Regions from separate parts of the Homo sapiens genome. Here region 1 is linked to region 2. The links are chromatin contacts, found by Hi-C or POLR2A ChIA-PET in ENCODE. All regions are on one chromosome and are shown on one strand. The core of a region is the stretch at or near the end of the contact, and the rest is flanking DNA. Distances in the headings are between cores, read along the strand shown. Region 1 overlaps FGD5 (FYVE, RhoGEF and PH domain containing 5). Region 2 holds the start of LINC02011 (long intergenic non-protein coding RNA 2011).

Region 1 (3,150 bases), core at 95-2,594, 96 kb before region 2:
GGGCAACAAGAGCTAAACTCCAGCTCAAAAGAATGAATGAATGAATGGATGAATGAATGAATGAATGAATAAATAAATAAATAAATAAATAAATAAATTCCCTTTTTATTTATTATTTTTATTTATTTATTTATTCTTTTGGGAGGGAGTCTCGCACTGTCGCCCGGGCTGGAGTGCAATGGCGCGATCTCGGCTCACTGCAACCTCTGCCTCCTGGGTTTAAGCGATTATCCTGCCTCAGCCTCCCGAGTAGCTGGGACTACAGGCCACCACATCTGGCTAATTTTTTGTATTTTTAGTAGAGAAGGGGTTTCACTATGCTAGCCAGACTGATCTCGAACTCCTGACCTTGTGATCTGCCTGCCTCAGCCTCCCAAAGTGCTGGGATTACAGGCATGAGCCACCACACCCGGCCCCATAAATTCCCCTTTTAAAAATATAAATATCTTTAAAATATTTTTCTAAATTATTTTTTCCAGAATTATATTTTTGGGATTTTGATCTTTTGGGATTTCAACGTTTGGGATCATGGTGCTCAAGACTGTGTCTTTCAGGATTCTGGGTGGTCCAAGCCATGACTCCCTCCTTGGTTTGTACCCACGAGGAGTCCATTCAGAACAGAGCCTCGGAAGGTCTACTAAAACAGCTGAAGACCTGGGAACAGCTGCTATAGCCCCCGTAATTCTGGAGATACAAATAGATGTTTAAGAAACAATTTACCAAACTCATGATCACTAAATGTAACTTTACAGAATCTCAGTCCCATGAGACACCTGCTAATCTTGAGTAAAATTCCCCTGAGCATGTACTTTCATTCCTTTGTCTCTTGTCCTTTATGGAGCACAACTGGTAATGAACATTTTTTACTGTTTTTAAGCTGAGTTTTACATTTTCCATTTGGAAGCTTTAAAGAGAGTGGATTTATCTCCTCAAGAATGTTATTTTTAAGAAAATTTCTAAGGGTTTGCTCTTGGGAGATCATTTTCTGTTTTCCCAGCAACTCTGCACTGAAAATATTTGGTGCTTCCTCTCCTTGGAGGTGAGGAGAGCCACAGGGAACACAGAAAAAACCTGGCGCTGAGTCTTTAACTGCTCTGCAGGCAACACATGGGGTGGAGAACCCCAGGGAAGGCAGCCTAGGACTGCGGCCAGGAGAATCCAGTGAGCCCACGCCCACCCGCCTGCCTGCCCTCCATGGGTAGACAGCACCTGCAGCCAGGCCTGTCTGGGGCCAGCCCAGTGAACAATGGGGCTTATCGGAGCCTCGCCCAGCCACCCTCTGCCCCTACCCATGGTGGCGGCACTCACCCTTCCTGGCTGGAGGAGATCCCCTTGGCCCCGGACGCTGTGCTCAATGTGGACCAGCTTCTGCAGGTTTTCCTGTGGGTGGGAATGGGGTGAGGGAGAGATGGTCAGGGCCCCTACCAGGCGTCTTATCTCCTCTGTAAGGCATGGCGTTGCTTCTGTTTCAGACAAAAATGAAGCCCGGAAAGGCCTGCCCCAAATCCAACCTCCTGTACAAGGCAGGACTGGGATCCGAGCCTGGGTCTGCAGGGAGCCACCACCATGGCTCTATGTGCTGTGGAGCCGGCTGCCTGGCCTCACTGTGCTGTCCAGCATCCCTGTGTTTCTCTGGACAACTGCTCCTACGCTCTCTAAGCCTATGTCTCTCATGAGGTCTGGAGCATGGGGACTTCATCGGACCCAAGGCTGGCCTCAGGCCCTCCTGGCTTGTAGCCCATGAAACACAGCACCTGCAGAGGAAACTGGATCCACACTCTGTGGAGCCTCGTGGTTAGAAAAATAAGTGTGCCTTGTCAGTACTTCACTGGGTTAGCCACAAAATGTAAAGTAACAGCCCCCTGTCTCCTCTGCACAGCACCCCACAATCCTAGATACAACAAGCGCCCACCCTGTGGGCAGGTGCCCCTTGAACCTTACACAGGGCAGGTTCTAAAGTTGTAAGGTGAACATTGTGGGTAGAGAATTTGCCCTGAAAAGTCCTTTCCATTATCTATGGTTTTGGGCATAAAATCCTATGTAGTAAAAAATGAGTAATTGTGGTTCCATTTCCATTTAAGATGTAGGAAGTACAAGAGAACACTGTTCTCATTGTAGTGTGAAAAAGCCAGATAACCTTCAAAATCATAACTATGCTTCAGCCTGTGGGAGAGCTGGGGTCACAAGGCAACCGAGTGAACTGGGTTCCACCTGGCAAGCCCGTCCACAAAGGAATGAGATGCAGGAACTGCCGCACCTTTGGTGACACACAGGAGGCAGAGGTGGCTGGTGTAAAGGAAGGTAAGAAGAAAGCAGCGAAAATGTTAATGAATTCTCAAAGGACAGGTGTGGGCTGGTGCCAGTTTAGAGTAATGGGGAGCTGCAGACGCGAGGGAATCTGTCCTCACTTGCAAGCTCTCATCCACGAGTCTCTGCCACGTGCCCACGAGAAAGGCAGGGGCAAGGTGGGGCCACATGCAAAGCCCTGCCCACTTCCTCAGGCCTTCTCTCATGCAAGGCTTCAGTTCCAGGAGGAGGCCAGGAGACCTCCCACCCCCACAGCCCAGGCAAAGGTCTGCTCCTCTAGGGAAAGAGAGGAAAGCTGCACCCTAGGACGGGGGCGATAACCCCTTGGACCCAGTACTGTGCACCAATACCTTGCTGGGGGATGGCCAGAAACCTGTCTAAGGCCAGCCACAGAGCCACAGAGCTCAGCCGCCATGGAGGGGAGGGACAGGAATGCTGTGAGAGCCCGGCTCACAGGCCCTGCTTCAGATGTAGGCATGTGCCCACCATAAGTCCAGCACTGAGTAACACAGGGCAGTAGCCTGCCTCTGAGAAGAGCAAGAACATGGGGAGAGGGCCTTCCTGTGGTGCAGGGAGGGCTAAAAGCTGAATATGGAGCAAGAATGAAAGAAAAGCTCTCTGACCTACCCCACAGGTCACAGCAGCACCCACGGGAGAAGCATGAAGCCTGGCAGTCACTGAAGGTTGATGACACGGCAGCAAAACCCAAACCCAGATCAGGTGCCGACTGGACTGACCCGACTGCCCTGTACCCTACCGTGAACAGCCATGACCAAAAAAGAGGCTTACCCCACCTTGAGGGGTAAATACGATTTACCTCAGTCTCTACAGTGCTTCTACACA
Region 2 (2,918 bases), core at 68-2,567:
AGGTCACATAACTAAGCATATGATGGTTCTGAGATTCAGTCCTATGGAGTCTGTGAACCACCATGCCATGTGATCAGGAAATTCAGACCATGGGGCACGGCCTGAATGTGAGGCTGGTATCATTACCATCACATTGAAAAAGGAACCAGGTTTACACTGGAGACAAATTACAGGAAGGCTGAACCCAAGAGCGACAACGGCTAAGATTTCCTGGGACCAAACCTGCCTCTAAGTTTATTCCGACTCACTCCATCCCCCAGATTCTCAGAGAAGGGAGGGTCTGCCCAAGCCTCATGCAGGAAAACGTGGGAAAACTGGAAACGCTCTCACCATTGTTATAAAGCGAGTTTTATTAGGAGTGTAGGAAAAAGCTAGCCTGGCTCTGTTCAGCCACGCCAGCACAGGCAGGAGGCAACCCCCTTTCCAAGCAGTGGCTGGCTGGGCTCTGGGCCTCTGTTTCAGCCTCTTCCATTCCCACAAAGTGGCACCCCCGATCCTGCTCCCCAGTTCTGTGACCCACACTCACTAACTGTCCAGGGGCCTGTATGCCCAGCAATAACAGGGCCTGGACATGGAAGGTGGCTGCCACACTCCCAGACTGTCTAAACGCGCAGCCTGCACCTCACTGCTAAAACAATGACTTTTTTTCATTAAAAAGATTTTTAAAAGAAAAAATCCTACACACACACACACATACATACACACACACACACACACACACACACACACCAGCAGGATATGGTTCCAAGACAGCCAAAATGGTGGCTTCCTGTTTCTTTAGGGATGTGTGTTTTGGAGTATGGCTTTGGACAAGGGTGTTGGTCGGGGAGCGGGCTGCCTTCTACTAAATTCTGTGAGAAAAAGAAAATAGAGTGGTGATTGCTCCTTGGCAGGCAGATGAAGTTAGCTGGGACTGTTCCCTTGCAAACTCTCATCTTAAGGGAACTTTCTGCCCTCCCCTTAGATGGCGTTGGGAATCCCGAGGACTGGGTTCCATGCACCACCCATCTCCGAGTCTCGCTTTCTAAATCCGTTAAATGGCACTACTCTGGAGGGATCCCTGCGATTTCAAACACATTTTGATTTCACGGAATCTCTGAACTGCAGGGATGAGCTGGGGGAGTCAAATTCATAGAGCAGGAACGCGATGGACTGGGGGTGGGGGAACCTGGAGCGGCTCAGCGCGGCGGCGAGGAGCGTCCCCTTGGCATTGGGTCCCCTAGGGGAGGCACAATGGAGGCCCCCGACCAGGGCGCTGCGAGGGAGGGGTGCGCTATAGGGGGATTAATTTAGGGCTTTTTAGTCTCATCTGGAGAGTAAGCTCCAAGCCTCGGGGTCTAGGAGGAGAGAAGGGAGCAGGAATCCTCCTTCCGGTATGCCGAGTACTGAAGGGCTGGGAACTGGTCCCGGAGTCGAAGAGAGCTCCGGGACGGGCCCCGTGGGTCAGGTGTTGCCCCTGAGAGATGAGCAAGGACCGGTCCGGGACGCTGGGGAATGGAGGGCAAAGGTTTTGGGGCCAGACGAAGTCGCTTTTGCGAAAGGGGCGTCTTTCTTCGTCGTGGAAGGGACCCTCACTCCGGGGAACGCCGTGCGAGTGGGATACTGGCGCGCACGGCCAGGGCGCGGCCTCGCCAAGGCTGAGAAGGTCCCTGAGGCAGGGCGCTTCGGACGGGGACCCCCGGTTCTCAGCCTCCTCGGCGAGAGGACCCCGGAGCCGCGCATGCTTTGGCCGAGGCCGAGCGGCACTGGAAGGTCGGAGGATTTCGGGCAGCTAGCCCCGGGCTCCCCGGGAGCTCCAACTTGGAGCGCCCGGCCGGGGTCCCTCGCGCTCGTGCCTCGGCGCCGGAGGTCGCCGGGCCTCCTACCTGCTCTGTTCATCTTCAGCGCGCGGGGCCCGGGCCGCCGTCGGCGTTTCAGTCCGTCCGCGGGTCCCAGTGCGACTCCGCACACCGCCTCCCTCCGCGGCCGCCCCGCGGGGCCCGCACCCCCTGGCGCCCGCCCGGCCCCGGCGCGCCTCGGACTCCGCGCGGCGCGCAGGGCAGTGGGGGCGCGAGCCGCGAGCCTCCGGGGCGGGGCCGCCGGGCGGGGGCGCGGGGCGGGGGAGGAGGAGGGGGCGCGAGCGCGGGGGCGGCGGCTGGGGCAGCGCCGGGCGTCGCGTCCGCTCCCGGCTCCGGGCGCGCTGCGCTCTGGCCGCCGTGCCTCCGCCTGCGCCTCTGCCTGCGCCGCAGCCGCGCCTCCACCCCCTCCTAGACATTTCCTCCGCTCCCGAAGAGGAAGGATTTTTTTTTCCCCTGCTCGGTCAGAGATTCAGGGAGGCGAGGGCCGGGGCGTCCCTGCGCACATTTAAAGGGGCCGTGGCCATGGGCACCGCGGGAGGCGCTGGGGGTTCGAAGGACGAGAACTCAGCGAGTTGGGTTTCTGGGGTGTTCCTGGCTCCTTCGCCCAGCGGACCATCTATCCCTTTATTTTTAACTCTGGGTATTCGTTCAGTGCCGCGCCAGCCTCTGCGCTGAGCACGGAACAAGACAGCCCCAGATTCTTGCCCTCATGGAGCGTAGACGGGAGGAAGTCGCTGGAGACACCATTTCAAAGCGAGGGAGGGAAACCAGGGCAATAGGGCTGAGCGATGGCTCTCAGATGGCGCCGCACATTCTTGGGACCCTCCCCAGCCTCACTGAATCAGAAACCCCGTGTTTTATCAAACCCTCCAGGTTTGAGAACCACCGGAGTAGAGACTGGGTGATCAAGGAAGGCCTCCCTGAGGAGGTGACATTGGAAGGGAGACCCAGTTAATGAGAAGCCTTTCCTTATCCACTCAGCACACACCGCGTAGCCCCTCACAGGTACCTGCCTGGCGACATAGATGACTCAGACCTGCCAGGTGGAGGAGTCTCCACCTCCCAGGAGTTCCCAGTCTG

What was found. A loop is a pair of places that touch in the nucleus more often than their neighbours do. ChIA-PET counts read pairs that join two places held with the same protein, here RNA polymerase II (POLR2A). Pooled maps may share reads with other maps.
Region 1: a map of heart left ventricle shows a loop between it and region 2 (5-fold over the local background). The contact joins the enhancer-like site here to the promoter of LINC02011 in region 2. A Hi-C loop is called at or near these places in 5 of 168 maps with a recorded cell type or tissue (HCT116, cardiac septum, heart left ventricle and 2 more), 1 of 37 single-sample maps with no recorded cell type and 5 of 50 pooled maps. POLR2A ChIA-PET finds 5 or more read pairs at or near these places in 2 of 52 experiments (K562 and activated CD4-positive, alpha-beta T cell).

Annotation. Positions count from the first base shown.
Region 1 is chr3:14,905,870-14,909,019 of GRCh38, reverse strand. FGD5 (FYVE, RhoGEF and PH domain containing 5) reads right to left here. Exons shown (of 20, transcript NM_152536.4): 10 at 1,309-1,380. Among named protein-coding and RNA genes, the nearest start is that of NR2C2, 40 kb to the left of the region's middle. Within about 2 kb of position 1,344, at least 4 of the 41 ENCODE cell types and tissues checked have a DNase peak (open chromatin) inside an H3K27ac peak, as active enhancers do; they include heart right ventricle, where a contact is called at or near this core.
Region 2 is chr3:14,809,813-14,812,730 of GRCh38, reverse strand. LINC02011 (long intergenic non-protein coding RNA 2011) reads left to right here and starts at 1,317. Exons shown (of 3, transcript NR_135245.1): 1 at 1,317-1,373. It also overlaps a transcript of FGD5 not described here. RefSeq lists an enhancer at 1,247-1,747.